Linked DNA regions of Homo sapiens: region 1 is linked to region 2. A link is a loop called in an ENCODE intact Hi-C map of the cell type or tissue named here. Cell type or tissue: heart left ventricle. All regions are shown on one strand. Links, peaks and the distances in the headings refer to the core of each region. The heading gives the core; the rest is flanking DNA. Region 1 overlaps ZNF423 (zinc finger protein 423). Region 2 overlaps ZNF423 (zinc finger protein 423).

Region 1 (16,173 bases), core at 4,383-12,382, 120 kb after region 2:
CCAGTGAGACTGCCAGCTGAACCCAGTTAGCTCATAGTACTGTGAGAAGTAGTAATAAATTATTGCTTCAGGCCATTACATTTTGGGATGGTTTGTTACGTAGCAATGGATAGCCGACCTTCTCGCCCCACACCGGACTATAAGCTCCATGAGGGCAGGAGCTGTGTCTAATTTAGCTCAGTGCCACCTCCCCCAACCCTGGCATACAGAGGGACATATAGTAGGGGCTCAATAAATGTTGAATGAATGGATGAGTGAATTAATTGATTGGTTTCAAAAAAGCAGGCCTCTGAATCCCCACACAGGTAGAGGCAGAAGGAGGGGAAGGGGCCACAGTGCAGTTTATTGTCTGACGATAAGTATTAGATTGAATCATATAAAGGTGCCATTTTTTAGGTCAAAAAAGTTGAATATTGGCAATCTCAAATGGCTCAGCCTCACATATGACGAGGTTGCCCTGTCCTGCCAGCTTCTTCCTGCAGCCAGGAGGAAGAGGGTACACCCACACCAGGAAACCCCACTACACCACACCCACCCAAACCCAGCTTCCCTGAACCCAAGATATGGACTTGGGGGACATTCTATGAGCAAAGAGAGGCAATAACAAAACCTTTCACCTCAATCATGTTTCGCTGGAAAGCACTGAATTTTCAGGCCAGTCACAATGGCTTACGCCTGTAATCCTAGCACTTTAGGAGGATGAGACAGGAGAACCTATGGAGTTTGAGACCAGCCCAGGCAACACAGTGAGACCCCATCTTTACAAAAATTTTAAAAATCAGCCAGGCATGGTGGTGCACGCCTGTGGTCCTAGCTACTTGAGAGGCTGAAGCAGGAGGATCGTTTCAGCCCAGGAGTTGGAGGCTGCAGTGAGCCGTGTTCGCACCACTGCACTCCAGCCTGGATAACAGAGCAAGAGTCTCAAAAAATAAAGTAAAAGTAGTGAATTTTCCCACCTCACTGAGCTACTGCCCTTAAGAAAGGGCTTGCATTCAAGATGATGACGTTGAGAGCAGACAGCGGACCCTGCAGAAACGCTGTGCAGCAAGACAGATGGCCCCATGCCCTCTAGAGGGAAGGAGCAGCAGAGGCCTTGCCAGGGACAGAGGGCCTTGCCAGGGACAGAGGGAGGTGGCACAGCCTCCCCTACACCCTGAGGGGAGCTGAGTATGGTGTGAGCATCTCCTGGTACCATTTTACACTCACACTGCCCCATTTCGATGAGGACAGAAACTCTATGTGGTAGGTACAATGGATATCCCCATTCTGCAGGTAGGTGCAATGGACTCACCCACTTTGTCAATGAGGAAAAAAAAAAAACAAGGCTCAGGAGCCCATTCAAAGCACGTGCCAGGAAGGGCAGAGAGGAATTTGTATCCAGGTCTTCTGACTCTAGATCCTGACTCTTTTTTTTTTTTCCAAGACAGAGTTTCACTCTGTCACCCAGGCTGGAGTGCAATGGTGCAATCTCAGCTCACGGCAACCTCTGTCTTCCAGGTTCAAGTGATTCTCCTGCCTCAGCCTCCTGAGTAGCTGGGATTACAGGCAAGCACCATCATGCCTGGCTAATTTTCATATTTTTAGCAGAGACAGGGTTTTGCCATGTTGGCCAGGCTGGTCTCAAACTTCTGATCCACCCGCCTCGGCCTCCCGAAGTGCTGGGAATACAGGTGTGAGCCACCGCACCCAGCTGATCCTGACTCTTAACCACTATACGGAAAGGCAGAAAGGGAATGCCTGCAAAATCACGGGGCAGGGGACAGCTGGCTGGGTCCACTGCCAGGAAAAGGGGAACGGGGAGAGGCCCCAGGGGACCAGACTGCCCACAGGCTGCCAGGTCTGAGAACAGCACATTTCCTACCTTCCCAGCAGGGCTTCGCAAGGTCATGAGCCAGGGCCACCAGGGCCTCACCCTCCCAAGGGCCAGCTAGAAAAGGGTCAGCCAATGTCGGCCCCTGGCCAGCACACGAATCAGAAGGAAACTCACCCAGAAGGATGCCTCTTCCTTGCTCTCGTGTCCCGGGAGTCAGCTAGTCAGCAGAGAGCCCTGGGCACACTGAAAACCTCCCAGCCACCATCAGAGGTCCCACCTCTGGGGCCACATGGCTGAGTATCCACAAGATGGAGGCAGGGGGCCAGGAGCTGCCTCCATGCACCCGAGACAGAGAGACCTAGGACAGAGCTTGAGAGACATGCGACAAACCAGGGTCAACAATCACACGCACTCACCCATTCTTTCCTTCATTCTTTCCACAAATACTTATTAAGTGCCTACGGTGTGCCAGGCATAACACATGCACATTTGCTGCAACATACGGGGTGCTCCCCAACCCCATTCATCTTGGCGGCCTCAAAGCCCACACAAAGGCTGGCACAGAAAAGATGCTTAATAAATATGGGGTGGGCAAATGAGTGATTAGATGAATAAATGAATGCCCAAGAGGATACGCTAAGTAGTAAGGGGCCGGCATCCAGGGCTGGGGCTGGTCGGGGACCCAGATTCCGGTCTTAGCTCCAGTACACCTCAGCCCCCAACCATGAGTGACCTTGACCAAGGCAAGTCCCCTACCTGAGCCTCTGATTCCTCATAGGCCCAAAAGAAGCCTGAATCTCATGAACGCCATCCTCTCCAACCTCACAGTGGGGAGGCGGGGCTCACCTGAATGCATGGCCACTATGAGACAGGCACACAGCTCAGCTCCACATCAGGGGATATAGGAGCCTTGTGGGGTTTCGAGGGGATAGGGGAGGCCAGAGCAGGGATGGACGGGAGGAGAAAGGGTGCAGGGGAGAAGGGAGACCAGTGGAGCGGAGAAAGTGAGAGAGCCAGGAACACTGCCAGGTGAGAGTGAGAGGGCAGCGGGGTCAGCAGGACCAGCAAGGCCAGCAAGCCCTGGAAAGGCTTCCCCACCTCTCACTTCTTCTCCCAATCAGATTTGGATGGGAGACCATACCACCCACCCCTGCAGAAAGCAGAACCACCAGGCGCCACATTCTAGGCATATCCAGGGGTTACCAGAGAACCCAACTGTACAGGAGCCATCGGGACACTGGGGTAGAGGAGTGCAGTGGAGCTGATGGAACCAAGTTGTTGAAATAAAGACAGTCATTAAGTAATGACACATACAAGCAGCAGATGGCTGGATGCATGTTCCAGGGACTGTCGGGGATGACAGAGAAAAAACAGAAAAGAATCACAGGCTCTGAAGCCAGCCTGTCTGGGTTCAAATCCACACTCCACCATTTAGCAGCTGGGGGACCATGAACAAGTCACTTGCCCTCTCTGGGACTCATTTAATTAAGTCACATAATTTTAATAAGGTGATATATACAAAGCCAGATGCTTGGCTCATAGTACAGCTTGAGACAATGGTAGCTGGTAAGCACTGTCTTGCTGCTGGGTTATGATTCAAACCAACATGTGCAGCATCGCAGTGCAGACAAAAGCTGGAGGCGTCAAACCCGGAGGGGTCTGGCAGGAGGCCTCACATGCTCCTGAGGATGCAGGAGGACAAGGAATGTCATGGCACAGGCCCTCTTGCAAGGCACGAAAATGTCCATGCATACCAAAAGAAAAAAAATCCACTCCATCAGGAGAGGAAAGTCCTGGGTCCAAGTGTGAATCCTCCCCTTCCCAGACTGTGCGATCCTGAGTAAGGTGCGAGCCACCTCCTCCGTGAAGGGGTGTGATCAGCTTACAACCCACAAGCCCACTGTTCTTGTGCCCGCCCTCTGTAGGTGGCTGAGGGAAAAACGGTCCAGGAAGATACCTACCATTTCCAAAGTCTTTACCCTGGAGCAACACGTTTGTTTTTTTGTTTTTGTTTGGTTTTTTTTTTTTTTTTTTTGGAGACAGGATCTTGGTCTGTCACCGAGGGTGGAGTGCAGTGATGCGATCTCAGCTCACTGCAGCCTTGAACTCCTGGGCTCAAGCAATCCTCCCACATCAGCTTCCCGAGCAGTCAGGATTACAGATGCACCATCAGACCCAGGTAATTTTTTTTCCCCCAAGACAGAGTCTTGCTGTGTCACCCAGGCTGGAGTGTAGTGGCACAATCTCGGCTCACTGCAACCTCTGCCTCCCGGGTTCAAGTGATTCTCTTGCCTCAGCCTCCCGAGTAGCTGGGATTACAGGCGCCTGCCAACGCACTCGGCTAGACCCAGGTAATTTTTAAAATTTTTGTAGAGATGGGGTTTTGTTATGTTGCCTAGGCTGGTCTCAAACTCCCAGCCTCAAGTAATCCCACCTCAGCCTCCCAAAGTGCTGGGATTACAGAAGTGAGCCACTGTACCCCGCCGACATTTCTTTTTCATTAAAAAAAATATCCTCCACCCTAACAGCCTGCACGTTTCCTAAAAACATGTTCCCGAGGGCAAGATGCCTTTTCTGAATCTGAGCACCAGGTCAAAGCCCTGGCTTAGCCTCTATTCAGTGTTCGTTTGGGTCCTGCTCACAGAGAAGAACCCTCTCCTCCATGAACACTCTCTCAAGCAGGCCCCGGGAGGGGTGTGGCCAGGGCTGGGCAAAGAGCCCACCAACCCCAATTCCGCACTCGGCTTGTGCATCCATTGCTGGCCCCAAATTCCAAAAGGCAGCCATTATTTATCTTCAGGTTTAAAATATTTGCAGTGCAGGCAGCGGGGTAACATTTAACACTCAGCCTAAAGGGTCCCCTTGGCAGCAGAGCTCTAGGCAAATATTTTAACACATAATTTGCTGTCCAAGTTCGGCTTCTTAAATAAGGAAGCAACTTCCTGATGGCTGTCTGGGGAGACCCCGGTGTCCCTATCGGTGCCTGTGGCTCTGTGGATGGAATTTCAAGCCAAGGTCCGTCAGAGACATTGAACCTGACCTCGGCTACATCACACAAGCCTTGCTGGGCTGCTCCGTCTGGCCATGAGGGACTGATACAGGACAACCCTCTGCAGAGGCCCACAGAAATGACTAGAAACTTCCAGAGAACGTATCTTCAGTTGTCAGCAAGTCTAGAACCTAAAGGACTAGCAGTGTGATGGCAATCGCCTCCTTCAGGCCAGAACTTCCAATTCCTTTGTATCTTTCGCCTCGTGACCCCCAGCCCCTGTCAGGGAGACGTTACCACCAGACCTATTTTACAGACGGCAAAACTGAGGCTCCGATGGCTGAGACAGCCCCCTCAGTCACTCGGATAACGAGTGGAGAGAAGCTCTCAACTCCAATTCCCCCACCACCACACAAATTACAGAAATGAGTGTACAAGCGAATGGGGTGTGGAGTGAGCACACAGAAGCCCACCCAGGGAGGGGTCTCAACTCCTCTAGATGGTCAGCACTGCAAACACACCTGCTGCTTTTTTTTTTTTAAAGAAGAAAATCCATGGCTCACAGCTGTAATCCCAGCACTTTGGGGGGCCAAGGCGGGTGGATCATTTGAGGTCATGAGTTGGAGACCAGCATGGCCAACATGGTGAAACCCTGTCTCTACTAAAAATGCCCCAAAAAAATAAAAAATTAGCCGGGCATGGTGGCGCATGCCTATAATCCCAGCTACTCGGGGGGCTGAGGCAGGAGAATCACTTGAACCTGGGAGGCAGAGATTGCAGTAAGCCAAGATTGCACCACTGCACTCCAGCCTGGGCAACAGAGTAAGACTCTGTCTCAAAAAAAAAAGAAGAAGAAGGAGGAGGAAATCCACCGTTCTCTATAAAATTTCTGGATGATTTCTAAATGTTGACTTCAAGTTTTAAGAAACACAGTATGGGCTAAACAATATGCCTTGGAGGGCTGGTCCAGCCTGGGGGCTACCCACTGAGGGTCTCTGCCATGGAGTGTGTCCAGCAAGAGCCCCTCAGAGCCCCTAGAGCACAGGGTCATCTGCTCATTCCTCACCAGAAAGAGCAGTCAGCTGAGCAGTCAGCTAAGCAGTGATGAAAGTGTCTCTTCTTTAGAGATTCAGGAACTGAGTTCAAGTCCATTTTTGTGCAAGACCTTGGTTGCTTGTACTTCTGAGCCTCAGTTTCCTCACCTAGAAAATGAGGATGGTACTCATGCTGTGGATGCTCCCTATGGGACCACTTTCCAGGTGACCTCACTCCAGGTCTCTGCCCACCAGGCGCTGGTCAGCAGTGAGCTCCCTAAACGTTGGAACCATGTCAGACACAAATCCTCCACATCTTCAATCAGTCAACAAACATTTACTGAGCACCTACTATGTGCCAGCCCCTGTTCTAGATGCAAACACATGAAAGAACCATACACAGCTCCATGACCAGGACAGGCTGACATTTGGTCACAAGGACCTTGTTTTTTATGGGTGTTCCATACATGCACGAATGAATGACTCTACCCTCCCTGCAGGGCTCAGCTGCCACAAAATCCCCGGAAGGTAAAGAGAGATGGCAGCTTCCCCAACCTCACAGACACTTGCACTCAGCTCTCAACTACAGTGGGTCAGGAATGAGTGGAAAGAAAAGAAGGCAGATGAGAGGGAGGGAAGAGGGGAGGAGGGAAGCAGGGGGGAGAAAAATAAACCTCAAACACCCCCTGCAAGAAAAAATCAAATTTATTTTTCCAGCAAGTAGTTAATGGTGTCACTCCTCCAAGCCTTACAATCTTAATAAAACTGATCTCGCCGCGTGCAGTAATGAAGAACAGTCAGACAAAGCCACCCTGGAACCATGAAAATTGTGCACTGTTACCTCCTCGTGACCTCCTGAGGCAGTGACCATTCTGCCCTCGCCTTGCTGTCATGTTTTGTCTCTGGGAAGGGGGAGATGGGGGAGCAGGGCCGGCGGTGGGCAGGGGAGGGAGGATGGTCAGGCAGCGTGGGGAGCTCGATAAATCCAGCTAATTTGTGGCCAGTGCTAGTGCCTGACACTCCTAATTGCTCTCAGTCCTGGAGCAGAACTCAAGGCTAGGATGCTGGGGCGCAAATCACCCCCCTTGTGGCTGCAAAAAAAGGATCCCGGTTAGGGGAAGAAAAGCAGGGAGAGGAGGGATCTGTACCCCTAAAACCAGAACCAGTGGCCAGGCTAATGGAGTTTGGCTCAGAGCCAAGGATAAACAGAGGCGGTGTGAATGGAGAGCCCAGAGCCCAGGGGCCAGGCATCATCGCTGTGCATTCCGGGCAAGGTGTGCCCTCTCTGGGCCTCAGCTGCCCCATCTGTAAATTAAGGCATGGACCACAGAGAAGCAATTTTAAAAACCATGCACCTTAGCAGCTCAACACTGTGCCAGGGGCAGGCCTGAGGACAGAACTCTAAGACAACACCTCCACACCCAGGGAGCCCCGCTGCCGCCCGCCTTCCACGCCAGGGTCCCGCAGCAGCACTTTGCAGAAAGAGCCTCACTGTCAAAATAGAAAGTGTGTAAAAGTTCACCTGCCCAACTCCTCCTCACCGTTCAGGTCTCAGCTCAGTGAATCTGCACCCCCACAGGGTCAGGCCTCCCCTGTGAGCTCTGGGAGCTCGCTGGGCACCTCTCCTTCTCCACTTATCATAGCAGTCCTCATGATTTTATTTGCTGGATGTGCGAAGGTCTCCTGGGCATGCAAGCTCCAGGCAGGCAAGTCCGCATCAGTTTTGTTCACTCTGCTTCCCCCTTCTCCACCTCTCAGCACCCAGCATAGGGCCTGGTACACAGCAGGTGATTAATAAGGATGTGTTGAAGAAGCTGTCTGGAAGGGCCCTTCCCACTCTGACATTTAAAGATCCAGCCACAGGTCTGTATTTCCAGGGAGGGATGGGACAACAGGAATGAAGCCCGAAGCAGGCCCCTGGTCCTGCCTGCTGCCCCGGGACACAGGGGGCTCAAGGGACTCCCCAGACCCGGCTCTAGGGCCTCTATTATAACCCAAAAGCCAGCAGCTCCCTTCCCACCAATGATCCTCCTACCAACGAGCCTCCAGGTGGGCCTGGAGGGCCAGGGGAGCCCCCTCTCCCTCCAGTCGCAGTGCAGAGGCTCCACAAAAAGCCTTTAAAAATTAACCAGTTGCCAGGCATGGAGACAGCCTGGTGCGCAGCCACGTTCCAGGGAATACGGAAGTGGCGCCTGGAGAAAAGGGAGCAGGACTCGTGGAGTGGCTTTCCCGTGCTATCCCACCCCAGGAGGAGTACACTCAGATTCCAAGGAGCCGCTCCCAGTAAACCCCCATCTAGGCACCCACTCACTGGAGGAGGGTGGCAGCCTCAGCCCACCTCCAAGGATCCATGCAAGCAGCTGGCTCCTCCAGGAGACCCCAGGGGTCTCCCCACCGCTTACCCTCATCCACTTGCTCAGGTCTGCCGGCTTTCTGCCGACTTCCCGTCAGTCCCCAAGAGGGTGTTTGGAGCCCCACAAGTGGGCTGTAAGACATTCTCTGATGTCTCCAGAAACCTGGATTCTGGAAGCAAGGCACAGAACAAAGCCAATGGCCTGGGCAGCATGACACGTCTGCCACAGAGGTCCGAGAAGCCTCAGCACACACACAGCCAGGCAGGGTGTCCCCATGCTCAGCACACATGTGGCCAGGCAGGCTGTCCCCAGGCCGAGCACACACATGGCCAGGCGGGGTGTCCCCAGGCTGAGCACACACGTGGCCAGGTGGAGTGTCCCCAGGCCGAGCACACACATGGCCAGGTGGGGTGTCCCCAGGCCCAGCACACACGAGGCCAGGCGGGGTGTCCCCACGCTCAGCACACATGTGGCCAGCCAGGGTGTCCCCAGCTCGGGGTTGGGGTGTACCCAGCTCGGGGTCAGGGTTTTGATGGGGACTGCACTCAGACCCCCCAGCCAGTGACAGCAAGGCCTGTTTGGCAGCCTAGGACCCCTGGATTCACATTCCTAGGCAAAGAGATGCAGAGACATGGGGGGATTAGCCACAGGCCAAAGGTCAAGTGAACCGCACCAAGGAAACTTCCAGACCCACCCCAGGGACCTGGCTGCCTCTGCCTGATGGCCAATATCAGTGTGATCTACATGCACACGCACACCCCACACCCCACTCACCACCCCCAGGCTCCTCCTCAAACCATCACTTAACTCGGATTTCAAACTGCTGGCGATGTTCTTTAGTCAACATGAAGCAGAAACCTTTTATTAAATGCTGCTAATTTTTTATTGATCACACTGTGAATCATTTCATTTTCCATTACCGCAAATGTCTCCTATCAGAGCTCCACGATCAGGCTTCTTTCTTCATTCTTGAGTAACTTGTCACTTTTAATCAGTTTTCAGTTTCGGTCTGGCTCAAAAATTAGAAAGCGGGCTCTTTGTATCATTATTGCTTTTGTTTAAAAAAAAAAGTTTCCATGCAGGAAAGGTTATTATACTCAGAATAAATATACATGAATCAAATTCAGATGAAATTCCTCCCTGGCTCTAACCAATTTTACCATTAGCTTTTATAATTTTTTTAGGTTTATTTTCACAGAAAGACTGCTCATAATTATTGCTCGTGCTCTCCCAAAACACTTATGTTACTAAAGTGCGAAATGTCTTCTAACACAAAGACAGATCTCTGGGAAGTAATTACAGAAATGCATTCAGGGGCAATAATTCTATATTAGCTGTCAGCAGCAGACATCCTCTGAAAGGCACTTGTTATGAAGGAATTATTTGTGCTACTATTGAAGGCATGGCAGGCAAGCCCAAACTTAAAGACTGCATCTGATCAGAAACATGGGCTCCCTCATCAAGGGTCAAATTAAGTTTAAATCATTACCTTGAAGCCCAGCAAACTCGTACCTGACTGTCTATTGTGAAGACATTTTTGAGGCGCACTCGAGCGCGACGTGGTCTTCCCGTTCGCAGCGTGGTGCAATTACCCTTAGTCTCAAAAGGATTCTGCCAGGAGCTTGTCACAATAGGGAGAGAGGAGGTGGCAGGGTGTCTATTAAATGCTAACTCGTGTCACCAAACAGAATTTTCAAGAATTATAAATTGCCGAGATGCCTTGCCGCTGACCCCCTCGTGTTAAGAAGAGCCCAGAATATTATCAGGAAAGTGCAAGAATTTGCATCAAAGGCAGGAAAGGACTCTCTATGGGGAGCCCACGGGGATGGAGCTGAGGGGACTGGGACCCAGTGAACTATCCCCTCACCCCACAGAAGGTCCAACTGGGATCTGCGCCCCAACACCAGCTTACTCAGGGCAGAGAAATACCCTAAAATGAGGACAGGTGCAGGGGGATCTGAGGAAGTACGTAATTTCATCTGAGCTTTGTCCCTAACTCTTGGCATGACCTCAGGCCAGTCACTTCCTCTCCCCGAGCCTCAGTTTCCCCACCTGTAACAACATCCTACATCAACTCTGTGTGGAGGGCATTCTGTGAGTGGAATGCAATGTTGGCCCCTGCTGTTCCAGGCTCTGTTTCCCCACCTATAAAAGTGCAGGATTAATTTCCTGCACCGTTAAAGGAATCACCTGGCCACTGGGTGCGGGAAGAAAATGTGGGACAAAGAGCAGAGCAGCTTCCTGTGAGAGCGGGTCTCACAGATATCTCAGATCTGCTTGGACTCATCGAGCCTCAGCTTCCCCACCTCAAAAGAGGACAAGCTAAAGGTCATAGCCTGGGGTTGCCCTTATCAATCACAGTGAAGCACAAACCCAGGCTTCTTTCATCTGCTCACCTACTGCTATTGCCAAAAAGACAGGGTACTTTCTCTTTTTTTGAGACAGAATCTTGCTCTGTCACCCTGGCTGGAGAGCAGTGGCACAATCTCGGCTCACTGCAACCTCCGCCTCCTGAGTTCAAGAGATTCTCCCGCCTCAGCATCCTGAGTTGCTGGGACTACAGGCACCCACCACCACACCTGGCTAATTTTTGCATTTTTAGTAGAAATGGGGTTAGCTGGCCAGGCAGGTCTGGAACTCCTGACCTCAGGTGAACCACCCACTTCGACCTCCCAAAGTGCTGCGGTTACAGGCGTGAACCACCACGCCCAGCCAAGACTGGGCGCTTTCTAAGACAGCTCAGGGCAAGAAGCAAAAGAACTACTTCCTCCTAACAGCTGGAGCCCATCTACCCGAAGCAGCACCTCACGGTGCCCAGCAGTGCTCAGCAGTTGTGGCACCCCTAGCCGTAGCATCCTGACCTTTCCCTGACCTCCGAGCTCGGCCCATGACCCAAGTGGGGACACTAAGACACAATCCGGAGATATGCTAGAACCACCGGGAAAGAAGGTACTTAAAGTGGGGAGAGCAGAGCGGGCAGACAGAGATCGGGGGAAAGAGTTTGAGCCATGCCCTTCGACTCAGTCACTGCCCACAGAAGCTTATATCCTAGAAAACTCCTGTTTGTGAAAGTCCGCCGTGAGAGTATCTGCTGCAGGATGATTTGTAATAGCCAAAAAAAATTAGCATCTACATCTCCATGAACAGCAGATCGATAGATAGATTGTGGTACATTTACAGAGTGGACACCATGCAGCAATTAAAATTAATGAAACAGCTACATGTATCAACACGGATTAATCTTCCAAACATAATGTTGAGAGAGGGAAAAAAAAAGCAAGTTGCTAAAGATAAACTATCTATATGGTAAAATATGGTATCTATATTGTTTTAAAACATGTATATCAGTAGTATTTAAATACCATTTATATGTATTTCCAGAAACAAGACATACAGGGAAATGAAGAATTGATATCATCTATAATTAAATATCACATATCTCCAGAAGCAAGGCATACAGGGAAGTGATGAATGCCAAGCCCTAACGGGGCAGGAAGAGTAGGGCACTCTGGCACTCAGCTGGGTGAACGATTCCTTAAGCTGAAAGGTATATCCTGGACAGTCGTTATTCTCTTCTGTTTATCTGAGATATTTCATTTAAAAAAAAAAAAAACACCATTGCTGAGCCACTGAAAATTTTTAGATCATAAAAGTTTTTAAAAGAACAGTGAATAAATTGGAGAACCACAGGGAAGCACAGAATTTTAGATGGAGAAGGCACTGAAGAAGACAGCCAATCCAATCCAGCGCTTTCTCAGAATCTGTGACGCAAGAGATTGTCCCCAGGGCACAAGGCAAGTTAGTGGCAGAACCAGGGCTATTGCCCCAGCCCTGTGCTCCTTCCCTCCCTCCGGTGTGGAGGAGCCTAGCCCTGGTTAGGGGATGAGCTTGAATAAATGGTACTGAGGTGCACAGTGGCTGTCACTTGTAGTCCCAGCTACTTGGGAGGCTGAGGCAGGAGGATCACTTTAGCCCAGGAATCCAAGGCCAGCCTGGGCAATAAGTGAGACCTTGTCTCTATAAATAAATAAACAAATAAGACCTAAGTATATTGTTCTCTCAGAGCAGGAACTTCTATCTGTTCACTGTGGAATCCGAAGCACCTAGAACAGTGCCTGGCACGTAGTAGGTGCACAATAACCCCGTGTTGAATGGATGAATGAAGGTAGACTGAGGTGATTAAAGTCATGCACATCATTCCATAAAGCAGACCTTCTTGGACAAGCCCCATTGCTGGACAACACCAAGTTAGTCATTTTTCAGTAAATGCAGATTTTCCACCTCTGAGTTTAAAAAGAAAATCACTTCTCACCAATTTTCTGACCCTCCTGTGGGTATGCTGAGATTGTGAGTCATGGCTGAGGCTGGAAAACCACCTTCGGGGAGATGAGAATGGAAAACGGCCTAATTCAAGGAGGAGCCAGGTACTGCCTAAAACGCGTCTTGGCCCCCTTCCAGGAGTGCACATCGAACGGAAAAAATTACTCCAACTCTCTCCGTAGGAGAACATCTGCCAGCTGGCCGACCAAAGTAGCTGGTTGCTAAGAAATCACACCGGGTGACATCACCTGATCACTTACTACAGGCAAGACATGGCCAGGGTCAGAGTTCAAAACAGTTTCTGGAAATCTTTCCAGCGAAGCCCCTTTTCCGTGCAGGGATGGGAGGATGGGAAAGTATCTTGATGGGTACCCACCTGTGACCCCCTGCCCTATGACAGAGGTACTATTACAGATAGGGAAACTGAGGCCCCGAGGGGGAAGGTCACTGCTAGAGGGTGGTAGAAGAGGGGTTCCAGCTTCTTCTGAGCATCGAGGTGCTTCCCGGGATACCAGGTTCTGAGCCCCGCTGTGTGCACCCCTCTCATGCAGAAAGAGGTCAACAGAGAAGTCCAGCGCATGGTAAAGACCAGCGTGACCACAGGCTGCAGCTTTTCCACATGGACAATGCGGTTTCTATGGAGTCCAGGGGCTACGGTCCCATCTCCACGGCATTAAATAAAGAGACGAGGAAGGTGGCGAAACAGCATAGGAGAGTAACCTCCTCTCAAGCCAAGGCACCACTCCACAGGGGTATCTAGCAGCACCAAGTCTCACCAAAGACAGAAGCCCCAGAAGTGAGGTCCCCTGGGAGCCCTGGGCTATGCCAGGAGCAGGAGTGGGTGCAGGAAGGACCCAGCCCACCCCCACAAGAAACGCCCATGCCGGGGAATCTGCCCACACTGCAACAAGCATCCCAGGTCCTGACCTTGACAGGGATGCAGGGCGTGCATTCGGCCAGCCTGTGGTCTTACCCGGCTTTCTCCCCAGAACTGCTTCTGTGTTTCTGAGTATCTTTCCTTCCCAGAAAAAAACGATGCTTTACTGTTATTTCTGATTACAAAGATAACTGCGACTGATGTCAAAGATACAAGCCATACAGAAAAGTATAAAGAAAAATAGTAAAAAACACCTGAAATCTCACTACCAGAGCTTGGGGCTGTGACCACTTTGATGAGCGCGATCCCGCACATCCTCTCCTGCGTTTACGGACACGCGCAGCAATCGCCGTGTGCGAATGGGATCCTGCGCCACACGCTGATTTGTAACCTTTCTACACTTTGTTCCACTCGCCCCTGGGCCATGGTCATCTCTTCCAGGGATCGTTTTGAGAGTCTGCCTTTAAAGTTTCGTCTGGAGGGAAATCACACGGGTCCACAACTCCTAGTTAAATGTGAACAGGCCCCAGTAGTGAATTGGGGAGGGGTGGGGGTGGGGTTTCTATCTTAGAAAAGGTTTCCTCGCTTTGCAAATGGGTTCACCCTGGGAGTCTTTGCATTAAGGAGATTCTCCCTCCCGCGAACGCATGTGTCTCTGGAGGTGCAATTCAGGGGGCCACCTGCTTCAGCATTGCTGCCATCCACTCTCCCCACATCCCAGTCCATCCGTGCAGATGGAAAGGGCCATGTGGTGGAGAGTTGGGGCTGACCTTGAAGGGAAGGCTGCCGTCAGCCCATACCTTGCCGAACAGCCCATCTCTGGCTGTCACTCACACCTGTGCAGGCAAGTGCAAGCTCACCTATCATGCTGCTGCTCGGGGTGAGTCACATCGGGGCTGCTTCCTTGCACCCAGTGATCTGGGGAAAAGTTTAGGAAATTCCTACTCTGGGAATTCTCAGTTGGCGGCTTCCTCTCCTCTTTCTCCTCCACCAATACCCCTTCCTAGGCACAAAATTGTGAGGCTTCCTGGGTTTTGTCACTAACATTTAAATATGGGGCTTCAAGTCATCACCCTCCAGGGGCCAAGTCAGGGGTTTCCAAGAAGTCCCTGCATTCCTCTGTCCTGGGGGATCCCAGGTGGGGGAAGTGGGCTGGGTGTTTCTGGGAAGCAGACTCCTCTGGGAGGTACCTTCCTCTCTTTCTGCCAACTGCCAGCACTGAGTCACAGAAGACGTGTCAGCCAGACACAGGGAGGAGGGCCAGAGCCCCCAGGGTCAGCCAGACGCTCCTCTCCAGAAGAGAGGCGCAGGGGCATTTAAGGCCATCTGTGCACTCACAAAACACTCACGGAGACCCTGCAACGTGCCAGGGACTGTCCCAGAGCAAAACCGGGAATGAGGTGGACAGATCCTCTCAGGGAGTTTACCCTCTAGTGGGGAAAAAGACAGAAGATGCATAAATAGAGAAATAAAATCATTGCTGTGAGTGATCAGCGCATCCAAGGAAATAAAATAATTGACGTGACAGGGGCTGGAAGACGCCAGCTCCAGCCAGAGTGGTGAGGGAGGGAGAGCCTCACTGAGGAAGCAGCGTGAGCCAAGCTGCAGGGAACCAGACGGTGATGGTGACAGTGATGGGGAGCAGCAAGCACAAAGGAACCTGAGGCATGGAGCATCGTGCACTCCAAGAACCAAGCGGAGGCCAGTGTGTCTACAGCACAGAGCTGAGAGACAGAGGCCCGACGGCGACGAAAGGCCCGAGGAAGGCCCAGGACACGCCATCAAATCCTGAAATCAGAAGGTGCTGGGAGAGCCCCTCAAGCGGCCCAGAGTCCAGTGCACACAACTCCATTCAAGGCACACATGGGAACTCCAGACTGAAGATAGACTGCAGGTGCTCATGTCACATACAAGACTGTTTGACAGCCTCCGTACTTTAAAATAACTCAGCTTGGTCAAATCTTTTATTTTTGTTGTTGTTGTATGAGACAGGGTCTCATTCTGCTACCCAGGCTGGAGTGCAGTGGTGCTATCACAGCTCACTGCAGCCTCCAACTCCTGGGCTCAAGTGATCCTCCCACCTCAGCCTCCCAAGCACCACCACACCTGGCTAGTTTTTTTCAAAAATCTGTTGTAGAGATGAAGTCTTACTATGTTGCCCAAGCTGGTCTCCAACTCCTGGCCACAAGCAATCCTCCCACCTTGTAATCCTAGCACTTTGGGAGGCAGAGATGGGAGCCCACATGAGCCACCGTGCCCAGCCTAAATTGGTCAAATCTTATTGGGAAACATTTCTAACATGAGAGTTCTGAGTTAGCAATATGTACCCAGCTCCATGCAAAGTGCCTTGGCCTGGGCACTGGCTGCAAGGTCAGACCTGGGTTCAAATCCCATCATGACCTCAGCCAGAACTAGTCTTCTGATTTATTAAAGAGTAAATGATCTTCAAACCCATGCTGGGCTTCTGAGTGTCGGGAGAGGAAGAAGCAGTACCACCCATGCATGGGCTCTGCTCCCCAAAATAATGATGGGATCAGCCTTGCCAACTCAGCAACTATGACAGAGAGTGGAGCTTGGTGTTGTCTGCCCCAGAGGTGCACTGGAGCCACAGTCTGTTTTTCTTCCTTCCAAGGCTAAGGTTCAGTGGTTCAGAACTCAAACTCCCACCCAGGCAGGACAGTGAAGAGGCCCCCACAGCCCAGGGAGGGCAAGGTCTTGGCCAAAACCCCACAGCAAGGAGGGAGCAAATGCAGAGCAGCAGCTCATCTCAGGACCCCTAGTGCCCA
Region 2 (16,173 bases), core at 3,679-11,678:
AATACACATAATAAGAAATAGATATTTTGAATAGTCCTATTCTATTAAGGAAATGGAATTCATAATTTAAAACTCCCTGTAAAGAAATCCCCAGACCCAGGTGTTTTACTGGATAAATCTAACAAATGTTTAAAGAAGAATCAACACCAATTCTACATAACTTCTTTTGGAAAACAGAAGAGGAAAGGGCACTTCCCAGTTTATTTCAGTAAATTAATATTGCCCTATATTAAAACCCGGTCAAAGACAGGACAAGAATAAAACTTCAGACCAATATCCCTCATAAACACAGATACAAAAATCCCTGACGAAGTATTAGCAAATAGCAGTTAGCAATATATAAAAAGAAGTATACACCATGACCAAATGAGATATATATATATCAAGGATGCAAGGCTTACTCAATATTTGAAAACTGGTCAATATAATCCACCATATTAACATACTTAAGAAAAAGTGCATGGTCTCACAATAGGTACAGTAAAAAAAAAAAAAAAAGACAAAAACTTCAGGCATTTGACAAAATCCAACACCCATTCATGGTAAAAAACAAACAAACAAACAAACAAAAAATGCTTAGATAGAAGGAGAATTCCTCAACTTGATAAGGAGTATCTACAAAGAAAACCTATAGCTGTTATTTTACTTAATCGTAGAAGACTGAATGTTGTCTCCCTTAAGATCAGAAATAAGGCAAACATACCCACTCTCACACTACTGTTACTCAGCATAGTGCCAGTAGGTCTAGCCAGGGCAATAAGGCAAGAAAAGGAAATAAAAGGCATACAGATAGTTAAGAAATAAATAAAACTGTCCCAATTTACAGATGGCATGATTGTCTATGCTGAAAATCCCATAGAATCTACAGAAAAATTCCTACAACTAAGTTGAGCAAAGTCAAGCAATACAAAAATGAACATTCAAAAACCAACTGTATTTCTATATACTAGCAATAAACACATGAACACTGAAATTAAAAATGCAATACCATTTATAATTGCTCAAAAAATTAAAATAATTAGATACATCTAACAAAACCTGTACCAAATTAGGATGTTGAAAACTTTAAAAAAAAAAAAAAAGATGAAAGAAATCACAGGTCTAAATAAATGGAGAAACATACCATGTTAATGGATTAGAAGACTCAAGACAGTAAAGATGTCATTTCTCCCCAAATCAATATACACATTTAACATGATTCCAGTCAAAATTACAGCAAGAATTTTGGTAGATACAGACAAGATTATTCTAAGATATATATGGAAAGGCAAAAAGAGCTAGATAGCAACAATTTTGAAAAAGACAATCAATAAAGAAGGAATCAGTTTATTCAATTCCAAAACTTATTCTATAGCTATAGTAATCAAGACTATATTGTATTTGGCAGAGGGATAGGCACATACATCAGTGGAACCCAGAAACAGACCCACAGAAATATGCTCAACTGATATTTAACAAAGGTGCAAAAACAATTCAATGGAGAGGCTGGACAATGTGGCTCATGCCTGTAATCCCAGTGCTTTGGAAAGCTGAAGCAAGAAGATTGCTTGAAGCCAGGAGTTCAACACCAGATGGGCAACATAGTGAGATCCTTCTCCACAAAAATTTAAAAATTAGCCAGATGTGGTGGCCTATGCCTGTAGTCCTAGCTATTTTGTTAGGGGGGAAGTTGGTGCTGAGGCAGGAGGATTGCTTGAGCCCAAGAGTTCAAGGCTTCAGTGAGCTATGATCATGCTACAAACACTCCAGCCTGGTCGACAGAGCTAGATCTTGTCTCTAAAAACAAACAAAGCAATTCAATAGAAGAATGATAGCCTTTTCATCAAATGATACAGGATCAACTGGACATTCATAGGCAAAAATAAAAACAAAAACAAAAAACTTCAACCTAAGTCTTATATTGTATATAAAAACTAACTCAAAATGGACCATGGCCTAAAATAAAACTATAAAACTTTCAGGAAAAAAAAAATAGGAGAAAATCTTTGCACCAAAGGTATAATCCATAAAGGAAAAATTGACAAATCTAATTAAACAAAATTAAAAACTTTTATTCTGCAAAAGCTCCTCTTAAGATAAAATGACAAGCTCCAGACTGGGAAAAATATTTGCTGACCACATACCTAACAAAGGACTAGTACTTAGAATACATAAAGAACTCTCAAAACTAAATGGTAAAAAAGCAAATGATCCAATTAGACAATGGGCAAAATTTATGAAGGAACATTTCATCAAAGAGGAATGGCTGGCAAATAAGCCCATGAAAAGATGTTCAACATCATTAGCCATTAAGGAAATGCAAATTAAAAGCACAATGAGATATCACAATGCAACTATCAGATTGGCTAAACTAAACAAATAGTGACAGAACAAATGCTGGTGAGAACGTAGAGAAATGTGATCTTTCCTACATTGCTGGTAGGAATGTAAAATGGCACAGCCACTGTGGAAAACAGTCTGGCAATTTCTTAAAAAGTCAAACATGCAAGTACTACAGACCTAGCAATTGCACTCTTGGGAATTTACCCCCAAAATAACGAAAACTTAAATATAATTCCATTTATATAACAGTCTTGAAATGATAAAATTATAGAAACAGAGAAGAGAGTAGTGGTTTCCAAGGATTATGGGTAGGAGGGAAGTGTCTATGGCTATAAAAGGGCAACGGGAGGGATTCTTGTGGCAATGGAAATGTTTTGTAGCTTGACTGTATCAATGTCAATATCCTGGATGTGATATTGTACTCTAGTTTTGCAAGATGTTACTGTTGGGAGAAACTGGGTAAAGTGTACAGAGGACCTCTATGTGAATCTGCATGTGAATATACAATTATCTCAAAATAAGAACTTTATTGTCTTTAAGCTAAAAATGTTTAAAGGACAAATAAAAGCCCAGGAGGGGCTTTAAAAGAAGGGGGAATGGATAGGGAGCAGTGGCTCACAACAGTAATCCCAGCACTTTGGGAGGCTCTGGCGGGTGTATCACCTGAGGTCAGGAGTTCAAGGCCAGCCTGGCCAACATGGTGAAACCCCATCTCTACTAATAAAACAAAAACTGGCCAGGTGTGGTGACGCTTGCCTGTAATCTCAGTTACTCAGGAGGCTGAGGCAGGAGAATCACTTGAACCTGGGAGGCAGAGGTTGCAGTGAGGCGAGATCGTGCCATTGCACTCCAGCCTGGGCAACAAGAAAGAAACTCCATCTCACACACACACACACACACACACACACACACACACGGGGCAGGGGGGTAATGAGCACCAGCATTCTTCCCAGGCTAACTGGCTTGAGGCGTGGAGAGGGTGCAGGGTTGCCAGGTAAAATACAGGACGGCAGGCAAATGCAAATTTCGGACAAGAAATAATGTTTTAGTAGAGTATGTCCCATGCAAATGAATGGAGACATACTTCGACTAAAAATGTATTGGCTGTTTATTTGTAATTCAAACTTACTTAGCCTGTATTTTTAGTGGGTAAATCTGGACACCTAGAGGGGAAGGATGGGACAGGAGGGTTCTGGAGCCCCCAGGGACAGTGGGCTGAAAAAGGCAGGGTGGAAACAGGGAGAAGTAAAAGAGAATGAGCAAAGGGATGCCAGAGGACCAGAAAGGCACGCAGGCTAGGCAGTCCCATGGTGGGGGCAGAGGGCAGTCACAAGCTGGGAGGCCTGAAGTCCCCCAGCTGCTGGTGAAACAACCCTGTGTGGGGCAATCAGGCAGAAACCAGAGGTCTAAAGAGCAGATGCTGGAGTCTCGGTAACAGGGGGCCTGGCAGCCTGACCAAGGGGCTCCTCTAGGCACCAGGAGCATCACCCAGTTAAGCCCAGGCCAACCCCTGGGCCTCTGTCGCCATGACCTGGCTCCACCCAAATGGTCTCGCCTCCCTACAGGGAAAGGACGTGCTGAGCAGTGGGTTCAAGTGTTCAGGTCGGTGGGCAGCCACGTGCTTGACCAAAACAAAAAATGCTTTGATGAGACTTTGCTATCAGCCTGCAAGTCAGTTCCAGGGAGGCCGCTGCATACGTTTCATTTTCACCTTGCTCCCACACACACCCAGGACCCGCCCTTCTCTTCTGTGTGGTACCCATCACTATTGGACACAATCAGGAGCTCTTACTTGTTCTCTTAGTGAACACCTGTCTGCTCCCACCAGACACTATGCTCTGGGACAAAATGGCAAAGACTGTTCTGCTTGCTGCAATATTCATGCTTACTGCCTGGCACACAGTAGGTATTCAAGAAAGAAAAATAACTTGGAACTGGGGGACATTATGTTAAGTGGAATAAGTCAGGCACAGAAAGACAAATGTCCCATGTTCTCACTCATTTGTAGGAGCTAAAATTTAAAACAACTGAACTCATGGAGATAGAGTGCAGAGTGATGGTCAGCAGATGCTAGGAAGGGTAGCAGGGAGGGAGGGGAAGTGGGGATGGTTAGTGGGTACAAAAATATAGTTCGACAGAATCAGTAAGATCTAGTATTTGATAGCACAACAGGGTGACTACAGTCAACAATCATTTATTGTACATTTTAAAATAACTAAAAGAGTATAATTGGATTGTTTGTAGCACAAAGAAAGAATAAATGCTTCAGGTGATAGATACCCCATTTTCCCTGATGTGATTATTATATATTGCATGCCTGTATCGAAAGATCTCATGTACTCCATAAATATATACACCTATTATGTACCCATAAAAATTAAAAATTAAAAAAAGAAAACTGAATGAATGAAGGAATAAATGAAAAATCGGCTTGATTGGAGCTACTCCTTCTGGGTCTGTCCTCCAGGCCCAGCCCCTTGGAGTCTTGACAAGGCAGAGAGAGGGGGCCATTCTTCTTGCAGAAAGCCCTCAGGAGCATCCTCTGAGCTGATAAGCACTGACATCTGGTATATAGGCTTAGCATGGCCGGTTTTTCCTCTCTAAACTGGGACTCTATCATCATCATCATCTAATAACACTAATACAATATTGATAGATAGAATTTATTCAGAACTTAACATGTGCCAGGCAGTGTGCTGGGACCTTTTCATACATTTTAATTTATTTAATCCTCCAAACAGTGCCAACCAGTAGGTGTGGTGAGTTGCACTGTTTGTGCTGCCCCTTCTTGTGGAAATAAAAGCCCTCTTTCTTTTCAATAATACCCTTCCTACTTCCACTGCTGGGGGGCAGACACCCAGGAAGGGCAGGGGTCACCAGCCTGACCAGATAACCAGCTCCACCTCCCTGGCCATAACGATTGGCTCATGGGCAGCTTCAGGACGCTCCTGAGGCCAGTGGAAGAGGCCTTCCACTTTCTCCCCGCTGGGCCCCAAGGATCCAAGGCCAGGTCTGAGGCTCTGAAGCCCACTGGGTGCTCAGGACAGAGGGGACCAAGCTCTGGGGCCACTGGCCACAGGACCCTTGTTGTCTGCTGTTATTCCAGTAAGGCTCAGCCAGAAGCAGGTATGAGGGAAATTGCCCATGCATCAGCTGCTGCCAAGCAGCCAAATGACATCAAAGGATGCTCAACAAAGTCAGTTCAACAATCCAGGCCACCAAGCCCATGTGACATGACAGCAAGAAGAGAAGAACATGCTTATGAGCCGGCTCAAGCAAGATGATGCCAGGGCTCCAGTGCCAGCCCCTCCAGGACCAGCTCCATCAGCATCTCCCTCACTTCCATCCTTCCTCTTCCCCTCCCTGCTGGATCTCTCTCCCGAACCTAGAAACACACTTTGGTCTCTCTCTCTTAAAAATGCAAATACTTCCTGTTACCTTTGGAGCCTTCCAGCTCCCACTTCTCTCCCTCCTCTCCCAGCCTGGAACCCGGAAAGTCCACTGACACTGCTGCCCACCCCCATCTCCTCCTGACCCCTTCCATCTGATGCCACTGACCCTGCTCACACCCAGGACACAATGGCCACTTGTTGCTGAGCCACACAGACCCTCTTCAGCCTCCCTCCCAGTGCACTTTTCACACTGCACCCAATTGATATTCCTGGAAACACTGCTCCTTCAGCACCAACCACCCTACACTCCTCACTCTCCAGGCTCCTCCCAGATGTTCTCACCATCTATGCTGATGCCGCTGGATCCTCTTCCCCAGACAGGGCCCTGCTGGCCCTCAGATCTCCATGGGTATCTTGTGCAAGGCCACATTATCACAAACACTCAAGCCCACCAAACGTGATGAGCCTTCAGGTGCAGGGGTTAAGGGCGCAGGCCCCGAGTCACACTGGCTGAGTTCAGGTCCCTACCCTGAAACTAGCAACATTGGACATGACACCTCAACTCCCCATGGATAAAAGGAAGTAATGACAGCACGTCTCACAGGGTGTTGTGAGGGTGAAGTGTGATAACACCTGCAGATATGGAAAGAAGGGCCTGGTGCTGAGTAAGCTTCATTAGATGGTACTGACTGATACGGTTTAGCTCTGTGTCCCCACCCAAATTTCATCTCGAATTGTAATCCCCATGTGTGGAGGGAGAGACCTGTAATCCCCACGTGTCGAGAGAGGAAGGTGATTGGATCATGGAGGTGGTTTCCCCAATGCTGTTCTCATGAATGAGTTCTCACAAGATCTGATGGTTTCATAAGGTGCTCTTCCCCCTTTGCTTTCTTCTCTCTCTCTCCTGCCGCCATGTAAGACGTGCTTGCTTCCCCTTCCACTATGATTGTAAGTTTCCTGAGGCCTCCCCAGCCCTGCAGAACTGTGAGTCAATTAAACCTTTTTCTTTTATAAATCACCCAGTCTTGGGTAGATCCTTACAACAGTGTGAGAATGGACTGCTACATGAACCACTGCTAGCATCATTGTCTTCTCTGCCAGTCCCTAAGAGCTCTTCCTCTGGCATGGTATCATCTGCCACCTGTCACCCAAAACCTGGTCACCTGAGACCTTTGAGTCTTCCTAACTTCTCCCCCTCCCATGTCCACTCAATAAGCAAATCCTGCTGGTTATGTCTCTTAAATGTTTCTCCAGCCCATATCCTCCTATCCAACATCCTCACCTTCTCTCACCTACTCTACCTCATCCCCTTTGCTGTGATCCACCCACCTCCTGCCTCAAAGTTTGTTCTGTTGCAGTACTGAATTGTGTACAGTGTCCCTACATACTACATGGACCTCTTTTCTCTATAATTGGCTTGTACTAGTTTCTTTGCCTGGAATTCCCCTCCCACCTTACTTCTTATACTCTGAGACCCTGATTAGGTGTAACCTCTTCCAGGAAGTTTTCCTGGAATACCCAGATTGGGCAACATGCCTGTCCTCTGAGCTCCCTTATCTTAGACTTGTGACGTTACATTGACCTTGCAGGTTATCATCTCCTGAGCTGGGTTAGCGGCCCCTCACAGAGCCCACCGAGGATTTTAATAGTGTTTACTGAACATGAAGGTATGAGGTTACTACTAGAAGAAACCTCAATGACAGAGGCCTTCCCCCAAAACAAACAAACAAACACATACGCATACAAAAGGAACTCAAGAAAATGAGAAATTTTCCACTATTTTAAAATTCAGAACTGATGGATTCTCCATAGACCTAAACAGCTTCCTCGAATGAACCAACGGGATTCAAAGTCAGGGAAACCAAGTCCTTTGGGCTGGTTCTCTCAGCCAGGAAGACTGTTGAGGGGGAAGTGACTATGCCCTAGTTTGGGGGTTTGGCAACGAAAAAAAAAAGAATAAAAAAGAATTGGATTATAGTCTTGCTGTACAGGCTTGTTATTCTGACAGAACAGTTCCAGAACCTGAAACATGATCTCTGGAGGGAGAGGGAGACATTTTTATCACATATTAAGGTTAGACAGATGTTTTGGGTCTGGTGTTACCTGAATCAAAAGCACCATTGAAGAGCCTGACACAGCCCGGTTCAGCAACACGTGATCCTGGCAGAAAGGAGACAGGAACCCCTTTTTCTTTTCATGTTCATGAGATTTTCCTCTGTGGTTCTATTTGGGTTTTTTGTATCTCCCTGGAGCTGGGGCGAGACACTGACTTCCACTCCAGACTGTCCTCCTTGGACCAGAGACTCCTTCCCCTCCAAAATGCTGCAGGCTGGGCCTTCAGCACGGGGCCAGGGTCCAAATGGCAGCTTGAACAGTGGGCCCTGGCTCTGCAAGGTGGTTTGAAAGTATCTCCAGGGATGTGCTTCATAAAGACTTGTAAGGTAGAAAAACCCTCTCTCTGTCTGTCTCCCTCTTTCCCTCTCTCTCTTCTACACACACACACACACACACACACACACACCACACACACACAACACACACATACACACACATACACATACACACACAGACACACACATACACATACACACACAGACACATACACACACAGACACAAAACACATGCCTCCCTCCAGGTTGGCCAGGGCCAGTCCTGCCACAGTGACAGGGGAGGGCTGGGGACAAGAGGACACACAAGGACAGAAGCTGGCACTGGGGACACTTTAAGAGCCTGGGCAGGAGGCAGGAGGGGTTGATTTTCCAAACACCCACTTCCTCCCCCATGTATTTGCCCCTGACAGCAGAGCCCAGCCCTTGAAGGCACCCAGGGAAAGGGCCGGCGTGAGCATGAAAAGCAGGCCTCCGGAATGACTAATGCCCCACCGGGACAGGCCTGGCTCTGGCCTGGCTGCCCGCCAGAGAGTCCACAGCCACTTTCCAAGGACAGCAAGGGCAAGCGTTCCTGACAAGATTCCCTGAGGACCATCCCTTCCCAGCCCTGACCCTCCCCGGGGCTCCCCCAAGGGGCCCGTGAGGCCCTGCGTGAGGACGTCCAGGGGCCCAGAGGCTGAGTCACTCCCTTGGGGCCAACCTGGGTCATGGCAAGTTTGTTATCTCAAGGACAAGTTCTCAGACCCCTTATCCAGCCATCCCCACCCAAAACAAACTAAAAGTAAGGCCTCTCCAGCAAATCGGCTTCCTGGGGGTCTCCAGACTCAGGCCCTGCCCCCCAGGGTGAGGTGCCATGTGCCCCAGGAGGGCAGTGTACATACATTATACATATATGTTCAACACATGTGGGCAGACCCACTGCTCCTCCCTTCCCAGCCGTGGGGGACCAGCTTCCTCTGGGCCAAGCCCCCCATAAGCCTCCCTCTCTCTCCTTCAGCAGCCCCCCCGGGGAGCCCAAGGCAGGGGCCTCCTGCAGAGCAATTTCCTGGGGCGGCAGAGGTGGGAGTCATCCTCCCAGAGTCCTCGGAGGGGGTGAAGGGGAGGTGGGGAAAGGGCGACTGGGCAGAGCTGGGTCAACCCGGCAGGAGGCCACAGCACAGAGCTCTGGGCTGCTCCAAGTTTTTCATGTGCCTTCTGGGGGAGGAAGTGTCAAAGCCATTTCAAAAGCTGGGGGAGTCCCAGGGAAGGGGCCTCATTCTCCATGCGGAGGGGGGATTTCAAAGGAGACCCTGCTATTGAAAGGTTTCCAAAGACCCTCGCCTTTCTATCAGATCCAAATCACTCCCCTCCAAGCAGCAGCCAGGAGAGGGGTGCTGGGAAAATGTTTCCAAGGAGACATGTCCCTGAGTCATCATAACTCCCAGGGTCTCCGGGCTGCAGAGCCATGCAGAGGCCCCCGCTATAAAAAGGCCGGTTTACCGCCCCGCAGGGGAGCTCTCCAGCAGTCCGGGTCCCAGGGGAGGCCTGCCTCAGACCCCCAAGTGCCCTGAGTTTATGAGAAGGCTGCAGAGCTGAACAGGGCCACTTCTACCCACCAAGTCCCCCTGGTGCCACTAAGGGGGACTTTTACCCCCGTCAGCGGCAGGGCAGCCACTCTGGGCTCAGACCATTTAGCAGGAGAAGCCATCCACTGGGACACTGGGCCCCAAAAGATTTACTGGGATTGCAGAGCCAGCCCCAAACCAGGCCTGCAGTGTCTGCCTCTCACCATTTCCCCAGCAGCCTTCCCAAGCCACCAGGGCCAGCCAGAATCACAGCACAAGCCACATCTAAGTTCCATCAACTCCTCTTCTCCCCCTGCCCTGTTCACTCACCCCAGGACCACACCAGGTGGGTCTTCGTTCTCTTCCCAACTGGTTCCTTCTCAACACCGCAGCCAGATTCTTCTTCCTAAGGCTCAGGCCAGGATATACCCTGCTCTGAAACCTTCAATGGCTCCCTAGCGCTTAAGTCCAAGGTTTAAACTCAGGTACCCACAGGGACCAGGCTGGAGACTTAACTGAGCAAGACCATGATGCCTGGGAATGCATGCCTTGCCTACATACAGGAAACTGCTGCTGCTGCTAAGTCACGCCAGGTGGGAATGATGATTGCGGGAATGTGAAGCCCTTGCTGCCACCTCTTGTGGTTTTTCAAGAGAAGCCTAGTAAACCATAGCCAAGGGGCCCCCAAAGTTGGACCCTGGCCTACGGGGTGAAGGACAAACCCTAACCCCTCCACTTGGTATCGGAGGTGCTCCATGGCTCACCCCAACCCCCTCCCCATTCTCACTCCCCACAATGCCTCAGTCTTGGCCAAGCCAAGCACCTACAGCCCCCCAGACTCACCTGCTCTGCTCACCCCCCATCCTGCTATAGGCAGTGGCTCATCACCCTCGCAGCCTGGCAGAAACCCATTGTTCCAGAGCCTCCTCCTGATGTTCAGCCATCTCTCCGAAGGCAACGTCCCCCCTCTTCATCCTTCAATGCCCAGGGGGCCCTGTTCTGGGAGCACCCACATCACTGCACTGCAGTTACCTGCATGCCCATCAGCCTTCCCCTGGAGAGGGAACCCTGAGGTCTCTCCCACCACAGGCCCTGGCAGGGGCTCCAAACACAATGGAGGGACCCTAGCTGTGGTTCAGACTCTGCCTCCATTACTCAGGCTGGAAGGACTTGGGTAACTCACGTAACCTCTCTAAGCCCCGGGTTCCTCATCTGTCAGATGGGGAACTAGTGCCCATGTAAAGTGCCTGGCACATAGAAAGGCTGAGTCAGTAGCAGCTGTTAGCATCCTTATTCAATGTGACCTCTTTGCTGCATGCTATGTGCAGTGTCTTCTATGGGATGATCTCTGAAGCAGAGACCATGTCCCCTGTACTCCCGTCACCCACAGAGACCGCTGCAACTCTCAACATGCCATAGGTGCTCAGTCAAGGTCCTCTGGTAGACTGGGTTGATGAGGCTCGGGGAGGGCAGGCAGGTAGGGAGTGCAGGTTAGAGCGAGAGGGACTGCCCAGCCACCGGAGGTCTGGCTCACCCGGGGTTCCATGCCGCAGTGAACTGGAATCTGCACTCGGGGACCAACCAACCACTCCCTGCTGCCTGCTCTCCAGGCCTCCAACTCCCACGTTCCTGGGCTCCAGGTCAGCTGACAGCGCTGCAGGGCAGGAATGGGCAAGGGGACCTGTCCAGCCCCCCAGCCAAGGCGCCTTCCCTCAGAAGCCCGGCCCACAGCTCATACACAGGCCCAAATGCCCCTCACACCCTCCTTTTGTGTTTCCCACAACTCTAGTTAAGAGCAACCCCCTTGCCTTGCACTTGAGGACACATAGCTTCCAGGCTCTGCACTAAAGGCAAGGTAGAAGAGAGGAGGGAGGGGGCAGAAACACCTCAGAAATCACTGCAGTCCAATTAGCCAGGCTTGCGCCCTTCATGCTTACAAACAGGAACGCGCATTAACATCTGCTACAAAAGCAAACATTTTTAGATATCTTCATCTTCACCTCCCTGACACTCCGTGAAAGGACTCTCAGCAGCCAGTGACTGACAGGGGAGTGCCCCTTCTTATCCTTCAGCAGGGGGCTTTCAGACGGAGAAATTAAGAAGCCACCAATCTCCCTGTCAGGCCAAGCTCCCACAGCCCCCACCTGCTCTTCCTGGGCCCCTCCTCCCCACTCTCCGCCAGGTGAGCCCCACCACACACACGATTGGGAGTCAGTGGCTGCAGGAGACTGGCTCCAAGGCACTGGGGGTAGAGGCTGTCAGATAGGTTGGGGGTCAGGGGGACTGGCCAATGCTGTGGCTAGGTAGGGACCAGGGGACCCATACCTGCCCTGAGAGCACCTTCACTAAAGAAGGGCCTTTGCAATGCAAACCTTAAACAAAACCTTGATGGCTGTACAAATTTGGAGCAAACTCCAACTCTCATACACCACTGGTGGGGGCGTTAAGTCCATACAACCACTTCAGAAATGTATTTGTCAGCATTTACTAAAGGTGAACATCATTTAACCTGTGACTCAGCAAGTCCATCCAAATCCTATATTCCCATTTTATATACATATTTACACATATAAAGAATATAGTATATAACAGTATATAATGTATTATATATAAACGCAAAATATAATATCTATATATTCCTATAATCACAATAAAATCACATACATATGTTCATCAGTAGATATGTACATGGGGCCAGGTATGGTGACTCATGCCTGTAATCCCAGAAATTCGGGAGGCTGAGATGGGCAGATCACTTGAGGTCAGGAGTTTGAGACCAGCCTGGCCAACATAGTGAAACCCTGTCTCTACTAAAAGTACAAAAAAATTAGCCAGGGGAGATGCTGCATGCCTGTAGTACCAGCTGCCTGGGAGGCTGAGGCAGGAGAATCACTTGAACCTGCGAGGCGGAGGTTGCAGTGGGCAGAGATCGTGCCACTGCACTCCAGCCTGGGTGACAGAGTGAGACTCTGTCTCAAAAAAAACCAAACCAAACCAAAACAAAAGAAGACATGTCCATGAATATGCCAGCACTATTTCAGAATGGGCCCATCAAGAATCAAACAGATAAAGAGTGGTTGGCATGCTCCTGTGACAGATTATTATACACCAATGAGAGGCATGATCTCTAACTAGAGGCAATAATGTGAAAAGTGAAAGATGTCAGGTGCAAACGAGTAGAAACTGTGATTCCATTTCCATAAACTAGAAATCAGGCAAAACCAACCTATATTATTAGACATCAGCATCGTGATGACCTGTTGGTGGTAAGGGAGGGCCTGAAGGAGCCCAAGAGGGAAGCTTCTGAAATGCTGGAAATAGTCTGTTTCTTGATCTGTGTGTGGGTTACACAAGTGTGTTTAGTTCATGAAAATTCATTAAGCTTCTCACTTATGAGAAGTTTTCTAAATGTACGCAGTAAAGGGTTTTGTAAACCAGTACTCCGATGGCATAGCTGTTAAGACAACAATGAAAAGATGCTAGAAGAAGAAAAACAGAGATGAAGTAAAGAAGTAGTTCAGGCCAGGCGTGGTGGCTCACGCCTATAATCCCAGCACTTTGGGAGGCCAAGGCGGGTGGATCACGAGGTCAGGAGTTCAAGACCAGCCTGACCAAGATGGTGAAAAATTAGCCAGGCGCAGTGGCAGGTGCCTGTAATCCCAGCTACTTGGGAGGCTGAGGCAGGAAAATCGCTTGAACCCGGGTGGCAGAGGTTGCAGTGAGCAAAGATTGCACCACTGCACTCCAGCCTGGGTGACAGAGTGAGGCTCTGTCTAAAATAAAAAATTAACAAAAAGATGAAGTTCAACCCATGGCTGCAACTTCACTGCTCAGACTAGAGTCTTGGAGAAAGTGATCACATGTCCAACAAAGACCCAGGGTACCAGGCTTCTTGAAGCTCTCCCAGGCCCCAGCCCATCCCAGGCCAGCCCCTTCCCTTAGAACCTCCATGCCTATCAGAACATCAGAACATCCAGCTGTGCCCTCTCCTACAATGAGGGCACCCCTAGCTGCCAAGGAGACCACATCCACCCATCCAAGGTAGAGGGGACTTCACAGCTTCCCAGGTCTCTTGTGCCAAGTGTGTGAACTCCATAGAACTTTGCAAGCTGCCCTTCTAGAGAGGCTGAATTTTCCAAAGTCCAAAACCACTTGAAGAGGAATGGGAAAAGTACTGAAATAACTTTGTAAGCGTTCTGTTTTGACAATGTGCCTGAGGAATTCACCATGTTGAGTAGGGAAATGTGAGCAGTTAAATCTATTCAATGTCATGACACACAAAATTGAAGCATAATTGCTCCTGAGTGCTTGACAATTGGAAAGCACTTTGTTTCAGAAACGGAGGGAAATTTATGCTGGAAAATGGAAGAGATTGTCAAAAGTTTGATTATAATGTGAGTGGAGCTGCGACAAGAAGGCTCAGATGGAGAAAGGGCCCCCATTCTGACATTTTCACTCCCATGTGCAATGTCTCAGAAACAGCAGCAGTGACTCTGTCCTTTGGCCTAAAAGCCAGTAAAATGATGATTGGAACCGCAAATTTAAAACCCCAAAGAGTAGCTCCAGCATGGCTGGGAGGAAATGCTCTCTTACCAATCATGTGGTTGGCAACGTGGATTTGGATCTCTCTCTCGTTCTCGAAGGTCATCTGGCACTTGATGCACTGGTATGTCTTTTTCTGTTTGGAAACCAAAAATAAAAGATTTAGAGAGGCAGGAGGTAGGAAAAAGGAGAAAGCAAAAGTTCCTAGGGGGCCTGGGTCAAGACTTTCCAGAATGGTTCCAGTCCCCTCCTAGGTCTCCCCAGGCCATTCTCTTCCCACCTTCCTCTAAATCCAGCTCTACCAGACTGAGGAAGGGGCATGAAGCTACATTCCAAGGGAGCTGCTTCTCTGCTAGATCTGGGAAAACTGCCATCTCAAGGTGAAGCTTTAAGGGAGCTGAGGGGAGGCCTCCTTGCTTAGAAGGGCAAATCCATCTACCCATGCCCCCATCCATCCAAACATCCACCCATCCATCCTCCATCTACCCATCCACCCATCTACATACACAATCACCCATCTACCCATTCATCCATTTACATACACACCCATCCATCCACTCATTCATCTATCCATCTACCATCCATCCTCCATCTACCCATCCATCCATATACCCATCCATCCACCTACATACACACCCACCAATAGACCCATCCATCCATCCTCCATCTACCCATCCATCCATATACCCATCCATCCATCTACATATACACCCACCAATAGACCCATCCATCCATCCTCCATCTACCCATCCATCCATCTACATAATACCCACCCATCCTCCATCTACCCATCCATTCATCTACATACACACCCACCAATAGACCCATCCATCCATCCTCCATCTACCCATCCATCCATATACCCATCCATCCTCCATCTACCCATCCATCCATATACCCATCCATCCATCTACATATACACCCACCAATAGACCCATCCATCCATCCTCCATCTACCCATCCATCCATCTACATAATACCCACCCATCCTCCATCTACCCATCCATTCATCTACATACACACCCACCTATCCACCCATCCATCCATCCTCCATCTACCCATCAATCCATTTTCCATCTACCCATCCATCCATCTACTCCACCCATCCATCCATCCTCCATCTACCCATCCATCCATCTACATACATACCCACCCATCCATCCTCCATCTACCCATCCATCCATCTACATACATACCCACCCATCCATCCTCCATCTACCCATCCATCCATCTACATACATACCCACCCATCCATCCATCCTCCATCTACCTATCCATCCATATACTCCACCCATCCATCCATCCTCCATCTACCCATCCATCCATCTACATATATACCCACCCATCCATCCTCCATCTACCCATTCATCTGTCTATATACATACCCACCCATCCACCCATCAATCCATCCTCCATCTACCCATCCATCCATCTATTCCACCCATCCATCCATCCTCCATCTACCCATCCATTTATCTATACTCACTCACCCATCCACCCATACTCCATCTACCCGTCCGTCTCCCCACCCATACATCTACACACACACATACCCATATACCCATTCATCCATCCTCCATCTACCCATCCATCCATCCATCCATCCATCTTCTATCTACCCGCCCATCCATCTACATAAACACCCACCCACCCATCCACCCATCTACATACATTCCCACCCATCTACCCAGTCATCCATTTACATACACACCCATCCATCCACCCATTCATCCATCCATCCAACCATCCATCCTCCATCTACCCATCCATCCATATATCCATCCACCCATCTACATACACACCCACCAATAGACCCATCCATCCATCCTCCATCTACCCATCCATCCATCTACTCCACCCATCCATCCATCCTCCATCTACCTATCCATCCATCTACATACATACCCACCCATCCATCTTCCATCTACCCATCCATTCATCTATATACATACCCACCCATCCACCTATCCATCCACCCTCCA

Evidence for each region. Peaks named below come from ENCODE experiments on the same cell type or tissue, not always from the same donor. Only the 100,000 strongest peaks of a DNase experiment are listed, where the experiment ranks them.
Region 1: a loop joins it to region 2, with 1.9 times the contacts of the local background. A loop is called at or near these places in 13 of 110 quality-filtered maps.

The regions. Positions count from the first base shown.
Region 1 is chr16:49,735,868-49,752,040 of GRCh38, forward strand. The region is part of intron 2 of ZNF423 (zinc finger protein 423); the gene reads right to left. Among named protein-coding and RNA genes, the nearest start is that of ZNF423, 110 kb to the right of the region's middle. RefSeq lists enhancers at 8,551-9,132, 10,422-10,922. In heart left ventricle, for the core only: no CTCF peak of the experiment used is centred there; no DNase peak of the experiment used is centred there; H3K27me3 peaks cover 419 bases.
Region 2 is chr16:49,611,928-49,628,100 of GRCh38, forward strand. ZNF423 (zinc finger protein 423) reads right to left here. Exons shown (of 8, transcript NM_001379286.1): 5 at 14,243-14,327. Among named protein-coding and RNA genes, the nearest start is that of LINC02179, 150 kb to the left of the region's middle. RefSeq lists enhancers at 3,318-3,818, 3,819-4,319, 5,337-5,837. In heart left ventricle, for the core only: no CTCF peak of the experiment used is centred there; a DNase peak (open chromatin) is centred at 8,654; H3K27ac peaks cover 1,125 bases.